4 separate regions of the Mus musculus genome follow, and all the other regions are linked to region 1. Evidence: chromatin loops called from intact Hi-C (ENCODE). Cell type or tissue: gastrocnemius. All regions are shown on one strand. Region 1 overlaps Igsf3 (immunoglobulin superfamily, member 3). Region 2 overlaps Ttf2 (transcription termination factor, RNA polymerase II). Region 3 has its middle 7.5 kb from the start of Ttf2. Region 4 has its middle 7.4 kb from the start of Gm32803.

Region 1 (5,000 bases):
GCCAGCTGTGACCTTCCAGTCCCTGCTCTGCTTACACTCTCTCCCATTCTGAGTAGACAACCAGTCCCCTGCCTCTGTGCCTTTCATCCCCAGCCACTGCTCTGTGCACAAGCCCCACAGCATGTCTTAAAAGCCAACAACATTTTTCTTTGTCCCCAAAACACCCAACATTTATCCTTGGTTATATGTGCCTAATAAAGGCAACTAGACCTGGGGGGGGGGGGGTGTCAGGCTGGGACTATTTCCCCTAGACAGCTGTGTCCATGGGGCTGGTCCTGAACTGACACTATGACAGGACAAAGGTGTCATTCCATATTCTCAGACGTGCACCCTCGGATCCTTTCTCCTCCCTGGCTGTCCCCGTTCCTGCAGAGAGAAGTGTCATGCTTGACCCTGCACAGCTGAGAGAATGAGGGAACACTTACTCTGTGAGCAGGACTCTCTGCTGTCCAGACAGACACCAAGCATGTTTGTCAAGTTGTGAACATGAAGCATGCATTTTGCCATCATCTTCCTGACCGTCAGGTGGGGGCCCAGTCACGTAGGCATGTGATCTATGTACCACGTCTCAATTTGGCCTTAAAAGCTTAAATGTCTTTCTGCCAGGGAGTTCCTGGGAATCCACTGATGCCCTGCCCCATGAAGCCTACTTTACATCACCTGTAGATCCTGGGAACCGGGCAGGTGCAAGGTGTGGCTCAGAATGTGAGAAAATAAATTCTCTCCCCCATCCTTGACAGTCAGAAAGGCAGGAGGGGCCAGACTGCATGTACCAGGCAGCTGTCAGAACTTTGCCTTGGAGCTAGGAAAGGAACAAGGACCAAGTCTGGGGGGGTGGGGCTTGGTAAGCATGTCACCTGGCTGGACATAACTGGATTGCCGGCTCCGTCTTCACAGTGAGCAAGCTGGCTTGGAGAAGATAAATGGCTTACCCGAGACGCAGTGAGGGGCTGAGTCTAAAGGCTCCCCCTTGGCCCACACAGGAATGGACTGAGATGAATGGGGTTCTGGGAACGAGCTACAAGAGCTGTCTGTACAGGCAGAGGCAAGCCGCAGAAAGGACGGCGCCATCTCCCGGGGTGGGGGGGAAGTGCCTTGGGTCATGGTCTCCATGTACTGGCTGAGGATGGACCTGTTAGACCTTCTGTGTACTCTGACCCGTGAGCAGCGCCAGCTCCTTCATTAGGAGATAGGCCATGTTCTCACGAAGCACCTCAGGATGGATGTGCCGACGGGCCCTGCCTAGCAGACATCATGAATCAGAAGTGGCTTCCGATGCCCCATAATGAATTCAGCAGAGAGCCAACGAGCTCCTTTCACGCGCCGGAACGGTCTCTACTTCCCTTTCTAAAAGGATTGCTTGGTGTGCGTGCCTCCTGTGACTGGTGTTGTGTGGTCCAGCTGTCCCTTCTTGTCACTGTGGGTAATTGTGGATGAGAAGGTTAAGATGGCCCAGGCAGCCCAGACGACACTTTGTGGCATGCCACTTTGTTGCCCTGGGCTTTAGTTTTACCAAACACTTGGAACTATAAAGTATAGGGATGTGGGACATAGTGACAGACACAGCCCTTTAAGGCCCCACACACAGACGGTCATTTTCATCATACGCCTCACAGGCAGGTACATGTTCACTTAACCAAGGGCTTAATAGGGGTAATCTTACTATACAATACTCTACTTCCCTTTTTAAAATTTAGCTCCTGGTAGAAATAGGGCATTCTGGGTGGAGGGAATCATGCATAACAGGGAACCATTTTGTGGGTACCCAAGAAATAAACAGCCATGTTTTCACCTCATAAGCAAAAATAACACATTTAAGACTTAACGTGGAACCCTTGTGGGCACCTGAGGGATAAGCAGTTGCAGTTTTAACTTGTGGCTAAGCAAGCAAGCAGCTGAAGGTAGGTGATAAGAAGAACGCAGCAAATAGGGCTGGGTGCAGAGGACAGCATAGGGCTGAGCCTTGGGGATGCGGGATGGAAAAGGGAGGTGGAAGGGAGGGAGGGGTAGGGAGGGGAAAGGAAGGGAGGGAAGGAAGAGGGGGGACCTCCTCTACTTTCTGCCTTCTGTCCCCCCTCCTCTGCTTGTCCTATGAACTCCAAAGACCCAACTAAGTGTGGTCACCTCTAGGGCTTGCAATATTCCAATGTTTCTCAGTTGGCATCTGTCAATCACCCACAGTAGTAACTGGTGTCCAAGTCTCACCACCTGGACTGTCCATCTCCTATTCTCATGCCTGTTGTCCACTTCCATTCATGAGCATTAGCGGGGCTTGGGAAGGGCAGTTGGGTCTCGGCAGCAGAGGCCCTGTGAGCTGGAAGGCTATTCTCACTGGTGTCTTCTTACCCCAAATTTCCCACCAAAGGAAAACTAGTCACATAACCCATAGCAAAGCCAGCTTCCCAGTCTGCCTAGCAGGCCCGGGGGGCACCTGTGTCACAGCTCCAGGGCTGCACTCTTAACTGGTAGGTGTAGAGTTGTGATACATTTCAGCATGTGGCAAAAGTGTCTTGAGAAAGTTTTTTTTTATCATTTATACAAAAAAACATAATTTAGGTTGGGTGAGGGCATGCATAGAAAAGCTACAGCGTGTAAAACTTGAATCTGGTACATCAGTGCCAAGAGCAAAACTCCAGGCCACCCACTGAGCACAGTCCCACAGCAGGAGGTGGCTGCTTCAGTGAGGGGTAGGAGGCCATCAGACTCCAGAAAATGTAAACAGCGTATTGTCAACATAATTTACTACAGGTCTCTGCAGTGTATATAAAACGTCTTTGTGCAGTGGCTTACAAATAGCTTCTCCTTTAAAAAAAAAAAAAGAAACAAACCAACAGTTCTCTACTTCATGCACGGATAGTCTTCTTACCCCATCTCTGTCTTCAACATGAACGCAGAGACACCATTGTTGGAAACAAATATGAAGACTTGCTACAGAAACACACCGATGAGAGAGGGTGTGGTCATATAGTGTCCTGGGACAGGCCTAGCACAGTGGAGATGCTCATAAATGTGACACTGGAGAGGACAGATGTCAGGAGTCTCTCTTGAGTACTCTGATCTCGGAGGACAAAAGCCTCAACAGACAATATGCAGTGAAGCCTTCTAGCCACTTGAGGGCGCCATCACCATTTATCCGACAACACATGTCCATAGACCCAGCCACAGAGAGGTCCTGAGGGTTTTGGATTTTTCTTTTTCTTTTCTGTTTTTTTGTTTTTGTTTTGTTTTGTTTTGTTTTCATAGAAAGCTCAGAGTTTAAACTTTGATTGCATACCCCAGCCCTGCAGAAAATACACGCAAAAAACGGTTGTTAAAATACTGACATAGATTTCTTTGCTCCTTGCAAACGTCCTGCGGTTGCTTTGCATATTTACTTGAGTCTTCTGCTGCTACAGAGCTGATCTGAAATCTTAATCCAGGCCAGCCCTCTGGCGTCAATCTTCCCTCATTGACTCAGCCTAAAACTCAGGAGTCAGCAACTACCCACCAAGAGCCCACACCCATGAATCGAAGGAACAGAACAAAAGACATTCTTTCTTCGTGACTGAGCCAATTTGGTCCCTCTGATGTGTTCGTGCAGCAAAAATGAGAATCAGCAGGGCAGGCACAGGAGGATTAAGGTGGCGCTGCCTGGACACTTCTCAGAGAACAAGAGGGCCAGGAAGGATTGTCAGGCTGCATCTTGCCTCCTGCCCTCTCTGCTCAGCACACGGCCCACACCTAGCAGACTCCTCGGAAGGATCCATAACAGCCTGGCCCAATGACCTGGAAGTCCTGCAGCCTTTGTGTTGTCTGTTTATTCTCAGGACAAGGCTTTGCAGAAATCACTCCTTAAATTTACTTCCACAATCCTGGGTACCTTTTGCCAAGGGGCTCTCTCTTGGGACTCAGGATGCAAATTCCCCAGAGAAGATGTGGCCACTGAAGGATGGGGAAGAGAGGGGTCACGAGACCCTCAGAGTGACAAAAGGGAGGATTTACAATTGATGAGGCTCCAGGGCAGCTAAGCATCTGGCTTAACAGAGTGGAGGCAGTGGAGTTCAGATTTGGGGGCTGAAAATTAAAAGCCACCAGTACAACCAAACAACATAAACATACACGCGCGCACGCACACACACACACACACACACTCTAACAAAGGAAAGTGACAGCTCCTGTTCTGAGTTGTCTGCTGAAAGCAGGGGGACAACAAGAATGGCAAAGGGCTGTGCCTGGTCCTATCCGAGGACAATATCTCCATGGCACTGAGATTCGGGAAGAGCTGCGATGGATAAGGATGCCCTCACCGTCTCCGAGGAAAGGCTCACTGGAAGGAAGACAGAGGGAAGCACTCCTCCAACCTCTCAACCAGGCTCTAAGACGCCCTCCCACGCTCCACTCTGCTAAGCTCAGTGTAGCAGCTCAGCACACTCCACTGGGCCTGTGCACAGGGGCCACTTTGGCCATAATGCTCCCTCCACTCAGGGCAGCCCCTTCAGGCTTCACTAGACATGTCCCCTTGAAAATTTGGCAAAGCACCTACAGAAGAAAGCTACCTGCCCAGGGGTAAGTCAAGAGACCAAGCTTGCCAAAGCCAAGCCAACAACCACCCGTCCCCCCCTCATCCCCAGTCATTGCCTTTGATCAGGGCAACCCTCAGAAACTGGGTGCCGCCTGGAGCCCTTGACCCTTCCTTCAGGTTGGCTCGTTTATTATTATTTTTTTTTTTTTCTTTTTTGGCAATGATGGGACTGAGCCTTTTTGCCTCCCTGACGGACTGGTTGGCTGGCCACCATCTGCTCCTAATAGGGTCCTGCAGGGTTTCTTCTGCACATGTGCAGTCAGTCCTTTGAAGCGAAATTCAATGCTTTCATCTTGACTATAAAGTGGTTCCAACAACTCCGGCTGAAGGAAGAGATAAGATACAAATTGGGCCCACGCTACACATATTTTTCAAGTCTTGCTAAGAAAGTAAAAAAAAAAAAAAAAAAAAAAAGAAAAAAAAAGAAAAAATGTTTGGG
Region 2 (5,000 bases), 500 kb after region 1:
AGAAGGCAGGGGTTATACACACATGATGGTTTTTATGTAATAGTCTATGTTTTAGAATTTATGTGTTCTAAGTCTCTGTCCCCAATCAAAGGCTATCGAAATACTTGGCATCCTTGTTAAAAAAAAAAAAAAAAAAAACTGACCCTAAGTTTGTGTCCGTGCCTGAGGTGGTTAGTTTTTGTCCGTTGCTTCATTTACATGTTCTGTGTGGTTGTTATATGAAATAGTCTGTCTTCCAGCTTCTTCAAGATTGTGCTGGAAATGTGGGATCGTTGTGTTTGCATATCAAATATAGATTCAACCTCTTAAATTTCTACAGAAAACTCTGTTGAGGTTGCATAACTTACACAGGCAGCTTTGAGAGAACAGACATCAATATTGGCTTTTCCAGGCTGTGAGCACGGTGCATAGTACAACTTTAAATTTTTCTCTCAGTGTTTCTGAATAATTTCCATTATGCAGCTCTTACACTCCTTTTCCAAAGTGTATTCCTCTGGTTATGTTTCTGCTGCTGTTGTAAATGGAATGTTTGTCGTTCTGTATGTAGGAAGGGGGTGTGTGCCTCTGTATATTTGTATATGTTTGGATGTGTGCGGGTGCTGTGTGAGGCCAGAGGTTGGTGTTGAGTGAGTCTCTTGGTCACCCTCCACTTCACTTACTGACCTTGGAACTCACCTGTTTGCAAGCCTCGATAGGTGACAGCTTGTCTTAGGGACACTTTGCCTGTGCCTCCTGAGTGCTAGGATGACAGGTCGGCTACCAAACCCACCTGTATTTTAAGTGGGTTCTTTGGTTTTCACACTTGCAAGGAAGCACTTTATTCATTAAGACAGCTCCCTAGCCTATAAATGTGATTAAAATAGATAGATGGGGGGGGGGGAGAGAAATTGATTGATTGATTGATTGATTGGGAGAGTGATTGTTTTCTGTTAGTAGAGTCAGGCTGGCAAATCTTTATTAGGTTCAGTCCTGTTCCCCTGACACTTAAGATCACTTGTCTCTTGATACAGAAACACCAACCTCTATAGGTGGTAGATAGCAACCAGTGGCTTTCTAATTTGCATTAAAAGAACCATGGAGGTTCAAAAGTGGAGACTGAGGAAAAGTGCTTTGAGATAATAGCTGCCAAAGAACTGAGCCGCATGGCACCTTGTTATCCTGTGCCTTCCATGCCCGACTGCAGTAGTTGGTCTCAGTAGCTGGTTTACAGGTGGGTGTAAGTCTGCTCTTCGAGAGGTTGGGAAGGGAATCTGAGTTCCAGTGGTTGCTGGGATTCAAACCCAGCTCCAGCCACTGAACACAGCTGCTTTCTCTGAGTGACAGCTTGAATTGAGGTGGTGAGGCTGAGTGCAGTTAGGCTGAGAGAGCTGGGACGGCATGCCATCGCCTGGCGGTACGTCCAGGGTGTACCTTGCTCCATCTCTCATCTGCGACAGCGATGGTGGGGCTCCAGAAAGACCCTAGGTTGTGAACAGTTAGCTGTGTGATACCATTTGGAGTTTGCTAGTATTTCTTGTATGTTTAGCTACTTCCTTTTTCAGACAGTATTGTGGCCCCTCTTCTGGCGCACACAATATCTGGTTATCCTTTTTCTGTTTGGCAGCCATTGCTGGTCTCTCTCCTTTGTCCTTCATACAGGGAAAAAAAAAGAGTAAACCAGGGCATCCTTTCGGGTATCATATCATTTTGATTCTTGACTTCCAGCCCTAAAAATGTCCTCTGCAGGGGCTGGAGTGATGGCTTAGATACGCTGCTAGCTGTGCAAGCATGAAGACCTGAATTCAGATCTTCAGCACCACGTAAAAACCAGGGGTGACCAGCTAGGGCTGTGGTGAGGCCTGCCCCCTCCTTCTCTCTCTCTCTCTCTCTCTCTCTTTCTCTCATTACGAGTTTAGATTGATGCTTAGTGGTTAAGAGCACTTGGTGCTCTTGAATAAGCCTTGGGATTCTGTTCCCATTACCCATAATATCATGCAGTGCACAACAAAATTGCAGGCCTGAATCGAATTCCAGGGAATCCAGTGCCATCTTCTGGCCCCTTCAGGCACTACATGTATAAATGCAGGCAAGATGCTCATGCGTACACAAAATCAATAAAAACCCGTAAAAGATGAAGCTCTTTAACATTTGTACCTTAATTACCTGTTTCATACTCCATTAGGCTGTTCTTCCGATGTGCTAGAACCAAGGCGGAGGGGAAGCAGTGGTGTGGAAACGTCCCATGGCGGCAGGTAGGCATTGCCCATGTGTCTTCCGCCCACAGAAAGCACCCCAGTCTGTAAGATTGCTGCTGTCCGTCACACTGCCGCTAAGCGCCCTGAAGGGTTTTGTGGCTGCTCATTCAAAGAGCCACTGCTGTGGTCAAAGTTTGATTACTTACCTTCTGTTTTACACAAATGTCTTCCAGTGTCATAAAAGCAGCCAGTATCCTCCTACTTAGGGAAGAAAGACTAACAGCCTCATCTTTTTTTAGATCAGTATTGACTTGATTTTGATATAAGCTAAATGTAATGCCTCGGTTCCTAGACTATAAAAGACTATATATATATATATATATATATATATATATAGACTATAAAAGAGGCCCTATTCTTGTGTAGTACATGGGGACTTGATCTGGGGAACAGGCAACACTCGTAAATAGAGAAATCCACATTGTGGCTGTGGATTCCTTGTGAATTTGGCATTTTTCCTTTTTAAATGCAGAAGCCATACTAGGCACGGACTGTACTTACTGTGTTTCCCTTTCCTCCAAAAGGACATTTTAGATACAAGGCAGCCCTATTTTATATTATAATGTCTATTTTCATTATCTATAGGATCCTAACCCTAAAGAACTCTCTGTAACCAGTAAGCCTCAGCAGCCATCTGAGTCACAGCTTCACTCTCCCAGCCAGCCGAGAAACCCATTTAGGGTGCTTAACAAGAATCAAAAAACACTCGAACGAAAACAGTTTGTCGAAGAAGGTGAGAGAAAGACAGCTGATAAGAAGCTGAGAGAAAACAATGAGCAGCTCTTGGATCAAAGGAAAGAACAGAAGCCCAAATCTAACAGCAGGATGGAGAAGGACCCCTCATCTGACCTGGTGGCAACTAGACAGTCTGGAGGTGACAGGGAAGAACAAGAGAAATCAAAGTTCCAGCCCAAAACTAAGAAAGCTGAAGGAATGGCTTCCAAGCAAGGCCATGGAGAGGTGCTTCAAGGAATACCCAAGGGTCCTCACATGTCAGAGAGTGAGAGTCGAGGGGTCCCGAACAAGCCAGAGACTCTGAGAGAAAAGGAAACCCAGCTTTTGGTGCCAAGTGTTCCTGGTCAGAACCCAGAAAGCAAGGTCCAGAAAGAGGGACACGTCAGCAGGGAGCCCCTCAAGAACGGGGAGGCCCCTAGTGCACAGGTCACCCAGAGGGGGCTCGCTCAGGGGCCTCTCCAGGGACCATCCAAGACTTGGAGGCCTGTTCCTGAAGCACCAGCAGCACCTGAGCTTTGCTCGGGAATGGCCCACCATGCCACCTCCAGCAGTGAGGACAGCGAAGATGATGGTGTTTCCAGTAGGCCGGGGTCCCCACTTCTCTTTGACTCGACTGTGGACTCACAGAAGAAGGGGAGCCTTCAGCATTCTGACCAGAGTGTGCAGAGACAGATGCCTGCTGCTTCAGGTGTTTCCAAGAAGGGAGATTCCTCTGACCCAGCAGCCCAGCGTGCAAACCTAACAACACAGCTGAAACAAAAGAAGGTGAGTCTGCAGTGTATACTGCCCTGGCAGAAGACCCCAGTTCGGGTCCAACACCCATGCCAGCTGGCTTCAAACCCCCTGTAACCTCAGCTCCAGGGTTCTGACAGCCTCTCTTCGCCTCGGCACCTTCACTCACATTTACATACTTATCCACAGTTTCTGTGCATACAGATACACATAATGAAAACAAACCAAAACAGCAGGCCAGTCTTGACTTGTGCTTTGTCTCTAAGGCAGTGGTTTTCAGCCTGTGAGTTGGAACCTTGTTGGGAGTCAATTGACCCTTTCACAGGGATTGCCTATGACTGTCAGAAAACAGACATTTGTATTATGATTCATAGCAGTAGTAAAATTATAGTTATAAAGTAGCAGTGAAATAATGTTATGGTTGGGAGTCACCACATTATGAAGAACTGTGCTAAAGGGTTGAAGCATTAGGAAGGATGAGAACCACTGCCCTAGGGTCAGGGTGTTCCTGTGGGCAGCTGGGAGCTGCTCGCAGAGTTGAGTACATTCCTGAGAGGGCTTTCTAGGGGACTGCTTAATACCTGCCTTTCCTGTGTAGACGTAGGCTTAGTGTGCTAGCTCGGATCTTATTTTGCTTTTTAATCCTGGTTTTTACATTCATAATTAGAAGATCATTTTGAGTTTTGTCATAGTAAGCCAAATTTAAAAGTTTGAAGCTGTCCTTTAATAACTTGAGAGGCCAGTTGTGTTTGACAGGATCTGTTTTTTAGGGTACCCTGGCTGCAGTGAACATCCAGGCTCTCCCTGATAAGGGTGAGAAGTTGCTTAAGCAAATCCAGGCTTTGGAGGACGCACTCAGTGCTCTGGCTCTCTCCCCAGAACAAGGTATGATGGGGTTTGCCCTAGAACTCAGTGTTTGTGAACGTGTCAGACACATTCCGAGAAAGGTTGAGTTCATTTTTTCTGCCTTATTGTTGGCTTCCAGGCGTTCTCCTAGTGATATGTGCTGGTGTTTGTCACAGCGCTCCTGCACGCTGTGCTCTGAGAACAGCTGAAGCTCAGGCTTCTCTGGGAGCCTCCACGGGCTGCATTTGCTTAGGGTCTTCACTTGCTTGTCTCCCTTCAGTCTGTTTTCCCTTGTGTGTTGAACAGGAACTAAAGAGAAGTGCAGCGCTCAGGAACCAGAGCAGAGCAACATCACCAAAGCTGCTGCTGCCCCTCTCCACTTGGTACCTCCCCAGCCCCTTCCCAGGCCCCTCATCCAGCCTGCAAGCTCTCTAGGACTAAAGGCAGGCCGCC
Region 3 (5,000 bases), 490 kb after region 1:
GGGTAAGAAGACAGCAAGCTTTTAGGAAGAAGACCTTTAGATATCCTGAACTGTAGAGGCAGCAAGTGTCACAGAGCTTAGTGGCCTGACTGCCTCCCGGGCACAGTAGACAGGGTCTGCTGTGCATGGAAGCACAACTGTTAGGCTTCCAGTTATAATGAGGTGTAAGGTCAGCCCAGGAAACAGGGTGAGGAAGTATTAAAGAGGAAGCGACGAGAGGCGGGCTGGACCGAGTGGTTCAGGTGGGCTCCTGCACTGAGGTTCGTAAGGAGGTGGCCTCAGATCTCATCAAAATATCGAGCTCTTCTCACTGAGTGCATGCAGCAAATCCCTTACTTAGAATCTTCCCACCCCACATCCAAACGCATACAAACCTCAGAGAATACCAAAAAGGGCCCGGAGGGGGAGGCAGACAGAGCCAGGAGCAGGAGGGATAGACGTTGTGACCAAATTGATGAGACAGGAGGTGATGTGGTTGAATGAACCACCAGCCCTAGTATATGGCAAGAGCTTTGTCCTGAAGAGCCATTTTCCTCTGTGGCTGTTTCCGGAGCCAGTCACCAAGAAAAAGCCAAGACAGACTAGCCTCATTTCTTTGACTGTAAGGTTTTGAATGCTGATCAACAAAGGGACAGCAGCCATGAATGACAGCACTAGATTCAACACTGTGACTCCATTCTTGACTGAATGACTGTGGCATCATGTTTACCTGGAGGAGTGCTCTGCCTGGCTCAGCAGTTTTGTAGGCAGCACCCCCGAAGGGACGGAGGGTAGGCTTGTCAAGTGTTCAATGGGGAGACAGTATTAATAAGGCAGCCCTGAGAAATAAGATTCAAAGAGATCTGGACCGGCTATAAGTAGACGGATCAAACAAACAAGATGAAATTCGGAATCCATGGTTAAGTTCAAGCAAATTACATGCACTGGGTTGGTTTTTTTTTTTTTTTTTTTTTTTTTTTTTTGAGTCCATGTGTGAAAAATGAAAGCTGTGGTGTTGGTTGATTGCATACTCGATAAAAATTACTAGCATGACATATTTGCTATAAAGAGAGAGAGGAGAAGGAGGAGTCACATAATAAGCTGGTCAGAACCAAAAGAAAAAGGAGCTAACGATCCCACTGTGCTCTCATTGAAGATGCCTGGGATGAAGCAAATCTCCCTTGAAAACCATCACTAAGGGGACCACGGGGGAGAGAATCGCAGCAGCTGGGACAGCTTCTCTGGAGGAAAGGACACGCGTGCAATATGCGAAGAGGATGGACTGGCTTATTAGAAATTTTAAAGTGATGCTAGAAAAGACTTGCTGTGCCCTGGGTAGCCTCACATGACAAGAAGGCAGTCACTGCCGACAGCACGGTTTCTCCTCAGCAGGCAGGAGAATTCACTGATATGTGATAATAATAAAGAACCGGTGGTGACCAGGTCTCTTTGTGCCATATCCATTAGGGATGCTGTGGAAGGGGCTGGCAGGCAAGATAAGTGATGCTAAGGTTCTTCCACTCTCGTTTTATCCACCCATGCGGCAGGTATATATTGAGTTTTCACACCCTGTGCTTAGCACGAGTGCTGAGCACAAGTCTCTGATCTTGGCACTTACGCATAGTCAGTCCATGGAAGAGACAGAGGATGATCAGACACACAAAGGACTTCGTGCTCAGTGCTGGGTGGGAAAGGAATGGGACTCTCCCTGAAAGAACAGCAAGGAAGGTGCTCTGTGGCGATGCACAGTGTGGCTGACGTATGCTTGGGCTGAGGCCTCATGGGTGAGAGGCTGGACCCTTTGGAAGAATTGGGAGAAGCAGTGGGGATGGATGGTAAAGAGTGACCAGAGCCTTAGGGTGAAGGAAGGCTTGGCATTTGGAGAGTTGAGGGCGGATGGGGTAGGCACGTGGAACGCAAGAGACAGGAGGGTAGCAGGGAGGAAGGAGAACTGGACTGCGCCAGATCCTATGGACCCAGGGGGGTTTATATCTGTCTTCAATTACTAGAGAGCCACCGGGGAGTTTTGCTTGGGGAAACAAGAGTCAATCATGCTTTCGATGGTTGGTATTTCTTGAATATATCTTTTGTTTTTGAAATACTGTTTATTCTTTGAAGATTTTATACACTTATATAATGTATATTGACCATATCCATCCACTACCACCTCCCTCCAACTCCTCCTACCCCCACCTCACCTCCCTCCCAACTTCACGTTGTGGTTTTGTTTTTTTTTTTTTAATTATTAATACTTAGGAGGCCAACTTGCACTGCCTATCTGCACATGAGCATGGGACTAGCCCCTGGAGTATGAGCAACCTTCCAATGTCCTCATAGGACAGTGACTTCCCTCTACAGTAGCTACCAACTGTCAATAGCCTCTCTGATGAGAGCAGGTCCTCAGCTTCCTAGTCCCAAGCTATGTTAGACCTTTGACTGTCTCAGTCATGTAAAGGTCCTGCATAGGTAATCAGCTGCTATGAATTAATACATATAACAGCCATGACATGACCAACCTCAGCATCTCACAGATCTCCTGATTCATTGCCTATTCCTTCAAGTTCCCTAGACCTGTGCACATACCCAAAGGACTTCTCTCCTACTCCAGAGATAACTACAGATTCGTGTTCCTTGAGGCTCAGGTCACCATAGCTGGGCGATTGAGTCACTCAAGACGCCTTTCATGACACATGGATAAGAAAAATGCATCACACACGCACGATGGAGTATTACTCAGTTGAAAAGAATGAAATCACTAAATTTACAGGTAAATCTATGGAACTGGAAAAGCTACAGTGAGTGAGGCTACCCAGGTCTAGAAAGACATGTTGCATGCTATCTCCCACGTGTGGATTCTGGGTGTTTAACGTGGAGTGCATGTGGAAGCCAGGACACTAGAAACGGGCCACTGAGGGGTGAGCGCCTTAAAGGAAGATGGATAGTGAAATATGGGTGAAATGAAGGCAGAGGAGGGGAAAGGTTCAGCATAGGGGAGGTGGGGGTGGGGACAGTGCATGCAAAGCTACTATGATCATCTAACCCAAGACAACCTTTCCATTGCTCCTGGTTGCTCATCATACCCATGTCTGTCCATATTGCTGAAGGTGATACTCACTTCAGAGGCAGGGCATAGAGAAATCAATCTCGGACTGAGCAGGAAACGTTTTCCCTCATTGCTGAAGTACAACACAATCAGGCGGTACGTAGGCTGCTGCAGAAGAAAAGCACCAGTGGTGCTAACTAGCCCCAGCCCCAGCCCCAGCCCCAGCCCCAGCCCCAGCCCCAGCCCCAGCCCCAGCCCCAGCCCCAGCCCCAGCCCCAGCCCCAGCCCCAGCCCCAGCCCCAGCCCCAGCCCTAGCCCTAGCCCTAACACCAGCACTGGTCCCAGCGGCTACAGTGCCAACCTGCCCGGAAAGATGTGCATACTGGGGAAAAGTGTGGCATGACCAACTGCTTTCTGATCAGATCTAAGGCCCGATTCACAGGAAAGAGTTCATGACTGGTGTGGCAAACCTAGTCAAAAGCCATGGTGGGAGAATCATATACTCTAGAGGAGAACCCACTACTGTTGTTTTGCAGAATGGCCATCTTGCCGTACTGCACTGTAAACATTTGTTTATAGTCACAGACATGTGCTGCTCGCAGCTTTGGTCAGAGAGGCTTCTTTTGTGCAGTGGGTAATGGTTAACACAGACTCATAACTAACCTAAGTGCTGAGTATAAACAATGGAGCGCTCAGCTATGGGTGAGCATTTGCTCTGAAATAAAATAGTGCAATGCAGACTGCTCTATTCCAGCTCCTAGGTGAAGCCAGGAAGGAGCTGTGGGGTGCTATCACCAGATCTGTGCAGGTTGTCTCAGCCACTAAGAACCCAGCATCTGGAGGGGCTCAGAGGTGGTTAATCTTCAGAACTTGGGGTAACACATTCCTTCTCAACAGGAGAACTTAGCCTGTGCCCAAGTGCCATGTGTTACCACCCAGAGAAAAGGCAACTTGGGGCAACTGTGTATACAGCCACATCAGCCTTCTCATCCTGGTGTGTGTGTGTGTGTGTGTGTGTGTGTGTGTGATGATTATAGCCTTAGGGAAGCAGCGAGGAGTACTCCTGCATACTAAAAACATTAGAAATTAGGGTCAAGAATCAAGCTAGAATTAAGTAAAATACCTAATATGGAGAGAGCAAAAAGGAGAAAGGACTTAGCTTAAGTATGAAATTAGATAGAAAACAGAGGGTGGGAGGAAATAGAAAGATCCAAAGAAGAAAGGATTAATTACAGGACGGGGTTAAACAGCCAGGCTGAGAAGCACGCACATATAGAAGATTATGAAAGAGACAGACATGTTATCCTAAGGCCACTCTATGGCAGTGTAATGAGATTACATGGGAATAAAAATGGGGGAGGGCACCCCAAATCCTACCATCTCATATAAGCATAATCATTATGATTCTGGTGCACTCTCTTTGTCGCATCTCCCTGTGCACTTGCTTTTAATGGCATTTTTGGAGTTTTTAAATCATAAGAGCGATACATGCTAGTTGTACAGAGTAGAACAGCAGAGATCTGCCAGCTAGCCTTCCCAGAGGGATAGAAATAGAGCCGTGTAATACAGAGCTTTAAAAGTTTATGGTTTGATGTCTCAAAATATTGGCATGACTACAGTCGGAGTACACAAACAATATTGATGTGTTCCACTGTTCCATTCTAGTTTCTCTGATGTCCTTGGGGTGGACCACTGATACACTAGACAGTATGGCTGAATCTCAAAGGCATCACGTAGGGAAGCAATAGACATGCTCTGTGACTCCATTTATAGATGCTCAGAAGGCAACGTTTTGAAGATGGAGATCATTAGGTTGATCTCATTTTCAGGACCATAAAAATGGTCTTAAACTGTGGGGAGGGGCTTGGAGAGGGCACAGCTAGTGAAATTCTTGTCACATAAGCACAAGGACCTGAGTTAGGATCCCCAGCGCCCGGAGAAACCAGGTGTGGCTGTGCATGCAGACACATGGATCCCT
Region 4 (5,000 bases), 160 kb after region 1:
TTCTTTCTGCTTCTTCCCTGGATGTAAACATAAGACACTTCCTCTGCAGAAATAAACTTGCTTTATGAAGAAAAAAAAAAAAAAAAAAAAAAAAAAAAGAAAGCCTCGTCCCTCCCTAGCCCCTCCCTCGTTCAGAACCTCTCACACAAAGCCAGGCCTGCTTTCTGAGGCATTGCTCCCAGGGACTGAAACGCGGGCGCATGGGGTATTCGAATAGCTGTCAACGTTGTTCCGGAAGAGATTTTTTTTTTCCCCTGAAGTTTCCTTCCAGTTCTGACACTGTGTGATTGATTGGTTGATTGTCTGCCTTCTCATGGTGTTTTACCAAGTCAACAACTACTTTTTACTTCTTTGATCTTGACTATTACCTTCACCCGTTCCTACTGGGAAAGAAAAACAGTTGGCCAAAAATAACACGGAATGACAGTATTCATCATGTTTCTTATTTCTGTGACCAAATATATGGCACAGGCAACTTGAGGAAGGGTTTGTGGGCTGAGGGATACAGTTCGTCGGGTGCGGGGAGGCATGGTGGCGGAGTGTGAGGCGGCTGGTCACACTGAACCCACCATCAGAGAGATGAATGCTTCTTCTTTTCCCTATTTTTTGGTACTGTGGGACCCCAGTTGATGAGATGAGGCCACCCCCATTCAGGGTGGGTCACTCTTCCTCAGTTCTACCTCTCTGCTAATGACCTCAGTGTCACACCCAGAGGTGGACCTTCTAGGTGATTCTACATCTGTTGAGGTTGACAGTGGAGAAGTACCACCATACCGCCCTACATGCATAGTAACAGGGCTTGGCCTCAGGCCTGCCTGTCCTGGAAGCTGCTCACCTTCCCAGCTTCCTTTGAGTCCCTGCCCCATCTTCGTTCTCCTGGTTCCAGCTCTCCTAACCTTAGCCCCCTTTGCCTTGCTCCTCCAGCTGTTTGTCGCTTGCCCTTCTGCCTTGGGCCAGTGCTCTTTCTTGGCTTGGAGAAGGTTCATGCCCCTTCCACCCCTGTCATCCCAGGCAGGTGGCACTTGAGACCCCTTGATGCTACTGACAAGATCACATCTGCCTACTGTAATCTTTTCTTTTGTAATGTAATAAAAAGAGGTGGGTTGCCCTGACAATTGAATTAAATCTATTCCTAAAATTCTCTAGCAGGGAACAGGTGAGTGTTTTAGGCCCCTGGAAGCCTGTGCTGGGATGACTTAGAGTGGAAAGCAGACTACTCATGTGCTGAATGCCAAGCACTGTGGGTGCCTCTTGCCCTTCACAGATGGGCCTCCTGCTGCCTTGAAAGGCAAGCCTTTTGCCGCCTGTCAAAACTCTGGTCATTCAGCAAAAGCATGCACAGAGACCTTTAGAAGCCTTCACGGTCTATGAGGATGGAGTTTCTCCTTCTTCATAGTTGAGCCTCCAGGGCACCTTTTCTAAACACCCACCATTAATGCAGGCACAGCACCATGGGGTGTGTGCAGGCACACACACACACACACACACACACACACACACACACACACACACGTTTGTCCTTACTTTGGCATCTAAGCCCTTGTTACATGCATATCTTTGCATGCCCACTCCCTGTCATAGTACCTGGTAATATTAGCACCTTGCAAGATCCAGAAATAAACTTTTTGGGGGGATCAAAACCCATCTAACCAGTCTGTTCACCCAGCATGCTCCTGGCTTGCTATTCTTCCTTCAATTAAAAAATAGTAATAATAAAGACATCCTTGTAGGTGTGCTTTAGGTAGGGAAAACCCCAAGAGAGGGTCCTGGACTCCCAGGTGCTAATGAGGAGGAAGGGATGAAGGGGAGAGAAGGGCAGAAGGGACCACACTGAAGACCGGCTGGACCTTCCTCTCTGCTGAAAGTTGGAGAGTAGCTGGAAGTGGAGGGGTGTGAGGATGGGTCATGAGAGTTCCATGCTCAGGCTTTTACTGCCGTGCACAATTATCCGACAGAAACAATTTCGGGAAGAGATGGTTTATTTTGGCACAGGTCTCAGAGGGATTTCAGTCTCCTGTGGTGGGGAAGTCATGGCAGCTGGCTGGCCACTCTACTACCTCCGGAGCCTAAGACAGAGGCTTCTCACAGGTGGAGACCAGGAGGCAGAGCTTGCAGGCCGGAACTGTCAAAGCCTGCCTCTAAGCCTTTCAGTCTTAAGGACAGATTCCGACAGCCAGGTCTCATTAGTTTAAGGCGCTGAGACCTTCCAAACAGCGCCACCAGCTGGCAAGAGGAGCTCACTGCAGAGCCTGCGGGGGGAGTCATTTCACATTCAAGCTCAACTCTGTTGCTTAGCTTAAGAAAGTTGGGCCTCCCCTCCCTCCCTCCCTCCCTCCCTCCCTCCCTCCCTCCCTCCCTCCCTCCCTCCCTCCCTCCCTCCATCCCTCCATCCCTCCTTCCTTCCTTGCGTCCCTCCCTCCCTTGGCTCCTTGAGCTCACCAGCTTGAGCCAGTGTAGGCCAGGACTGTTCCTGGAGCCCGTGATGTGCTTGTGTTCTGGAATGCTTGAGAATCAAAGCAGCTAGCTAGCTTGTCCTCCTGGTGTCTACGCCACTTCCCTCAAGTTGTGCTTAGTTTTTAATTGCTCCATTTCTTCCCTTTGTTTTCCTAGTTAAAGGCCACCAAAGAGTGGAATTGGGCATTTCAGCCGTTTGTGGTCACCGTTCATTTCATGGTCCTGTGCATTTATTAACTCTTATTTCCTCTCTATAATCTCCCTTTCCCCCTGATATTTGTAAAAGCGCATCTTATTCTCCTTAATTGCATTGCTGGCATGATCTAATTCCTATTTTCCCCTTCCGTATCTTTGCTTTAACTGGCGCTACATTCCCTGTTTTTCTCCCTTTCTCTTTGCAGACACAAATGTTATTTCTTTCCCTCCAGATCTCCTTCAGTCTTCAGGGAGATCATGTTGATTGTATTTTGCTTCTCATTTAGAAAAAGTCCCCGACTGAATTTTAATTATGTGTGGGTCCCTACTTGCCCAAAAAACACCCAGCCCCAGTCTAGAGTCAAACAAAGTGCTCCAAGTCCCTCTGTAGCAGGGGCAGGCGACTCCTCTGAGTCCCTCTAGTCCCTCCCAGGGGCTTCAGGTCCCTCCAGTCCCTCTGCGGCAGGGGCAGGCAGGCGACTCCTTCCGGTTTACTGCCTGGATGGAAAGCTGAGCCTGGGGCAAGGAGGAAGAAAGGAGGCTGCCTGTCTGATGGCTTCCTTTCAGCTGCTGTGCACAGACTGGGGTGAAACTAATGACAGAAAGATCTAGATGCCCAGCGGGCTCTGCCTGGTAGATAATTAGGTGTTCATCGGCAGTGACGAGGTCACTCAACTTCCCGTTTGTTGGTAGCAGGTCTGAGCATCCATCTGAATGCTGGCCATTTTGCCATCTGTGACTCAAGCCACCACAACCCCAGCACCCCTGTGTATTTTGCCCGTCCCCTCATTTGGCTCCTATCTTCTTCTGTTGTGACCCCATGGCTACTTGTGTATCTCTTTTACCTATCCAAAATTTAATCCCCCTCCTTACTCTTTTGCAACATAAATGAGTTTTGGATTCCATAGTCCCCATGGCTATTAGCCTGGCTACCTGTTATTCTACAAACATCCGTACTCCCATCCCCACTCTTCCTTCAACCCCCATGTGTGACAACCATCAGTTGACACCACATTGGACATCCCCATTAAACACCCCAGGCCAACATGAGCATGGGGTGGCCATTCATCCTCCTCCCTCGATTGACACCTCTGGTTTCTCTCCTCATTATCTCTGCCTCCCTCCCACCCGCCAAACCCACTCGCCACCCCTGTCACCTAGCCTTAGGGAAGCTGACTTTGTCTGTAATCTAGGAACCACAGGTGAGGATCAGACAGAATATAGTCAGCAGGGTTCTATCCTCAAACTATCCTCCTTGGGCCAGGGTGAGCATGTGACAGATTCGGGCCAACCCCACTCAAGAGGGCATTATTGCGGACATCTAGAACAAAAAGCTTCTATTTTGTAAACATAAAACAGCTCTCACCTCAGAAGGAATAAAAGATAATTTGCCAGTCTAATATCTAATATTGGTGACCATGGCCTTGGGACATGGATTCAATCAGACAGTCTTGGACAGTGTGTTCTAATGAATGGAAATGGTTTCATAGTTACCAAAAAAACAACAACAACAACAACAAGCCATAGGTCAATGTTGAACACACTGGTGGAAGTTCAAGGCATATTCTAACAAAACAAGTACGTCTCTGTTCTAGGTTTCAGATGTTGTCTGAGGTCATTCTTATCTTTTGGGCTGGTATATGCTAGCAAACTATTAATTCATTCCAACCTGTGTCACCAATAGTCGAAGGATGTGAGGCCAGAGGTGAGCACTGAATAACTATTAAATGGACTGAAGATAGCCCAATATAAATTAGTCCTGGATCTGTAACATTGCAACTCACCACAATCTCGGGCTTCTAGTCAATTTATCAGCCATATAGAATCCGTTACACAGGTGTGGCTGCCCCACTCTACCCTCCCCAGGAACTTCAGGTCGCATTAGTCTTCTGAGAGAACTTCCAGACAGGTCTGAGCTGACAGTAGACATCTTTAGCACCATATGTGAAGAGCTGAAAATGAAGTCAGAGTAGAATACCAATAGACACGGGAGAACAGAGCTTTGATCTTACCGCCTCCACTCATGTCATGCTTGAGCCCCACCCCTGCATCTCATCCACAGGCTAATCAGGCCAGCACCACCTCTGACCCCAAGCTCTCCCTACATCTGACCTCACCCTCCTAATCCTCCCACTCAAACCCCATAGTAACCTGCATAGGGGTCTCTCTGCCTCTGCCAAGTCAGGCTTGAAAACCTGAAGTCACAGGAGACAGCTACTCTCCTCAGAACCCTAAAGACACTGCAAGAGCAGTACCCCAATCCTCAGCACCTGGCTGCTCCCCTCTGAGCAACTCTCCTAATTCTGCATCCTGTCAGCTCGCTCCATCCCCACTGGCCTCTTAGCTCCTGC

The links. Peaks named below come from ENCODE experiments on the same cell type or tissue, not always from the same donor. Only the 100,000 strongest peaks of a DNase experiment are listed, where the experiment ranks them.
Region 2: a loop joins it to region 1, with 2.8 times the contacts of the local background. A loop is called at or near these places in 32 of 42 quality-filtered maps.
Region 3: a loop joins it to region 1, with 4 times the contacts of the local background. A loop is called at or near these places in 30 of 42 quality-filtered maps.
Region 4: it touches region 1 in a loop (15-fold over the local background); 33 of 42 quality-filtered maps call a loop at or near these places.

What each region holds. Positions count from the first base shown.
Region 1 is chr3:101,460,568-101,465,567 of GRCm38, reverse strand. It overlaps Igsf3 (immunoglobulin superfamily, member 3), which reads right to left. Exons shown (of 11, transcript NM_207205.2): 11 at 2,508-5,000. Among named protein-coding and RNA genes, the nearest start is that of Gm40109, 45 kb to the left of the region's middle. In gastrocnemius, a CTCF peak has its summit at 3,117 (motif pointing right); DNase peaks (open chromatin) are centred at 3,483, 3,649, 4,474, 4,753 and 3 more places; H3K27ac peaks cover 487 bases.
Region 2 is chr3:100,961,287-100,966,286 of GRCm38, reverse strand. Ttf2 (transcription termination factor, RNA polymerase II) reads left to right here. Exons shown (of 23, transcript NM_001013026.2): 4 at 2,162-2,231; 5 at 2,820-3,734; 6 at 4,472-4,586; 7 at 4,854-5,000. Among named protein-coding and RNA genes, the nearest start is that of Ttf2, 5.9 kb to the left of the region's middle. In gastrocnemius, a CTCF peak has its summit at 2,048 (motif pointing left); a DNase peak (open chromatin) is centred at 2,035.
Region 3 is chr3:100,974,678-100,979,677 of GRCm38, reverse strand. No RefSeq gene overlaps it. Among named protein-coding and RNA genes, the nearest start is that of Ttf2, 7.5 kb to the right of the region's middle. In gastrocnemius, no CTCF peak of the experiment used is centred here; no DNase peak of the experiment used is centred here.
Region 4 is chr3:101,301,501-101,306,500 of GRCm38, reverse strand. It overlaps the pseudogene Gm10355. Among named protein-coding and RNA genes, the nearest start is that of Gm32803, 7.4 kb to the right of the region's middle. In gastrocnemius, a CTCF peak has its summit at 2,212 (motif pointing left); DNase peaks (open chromatin) are centred at 1,259 and 2,214.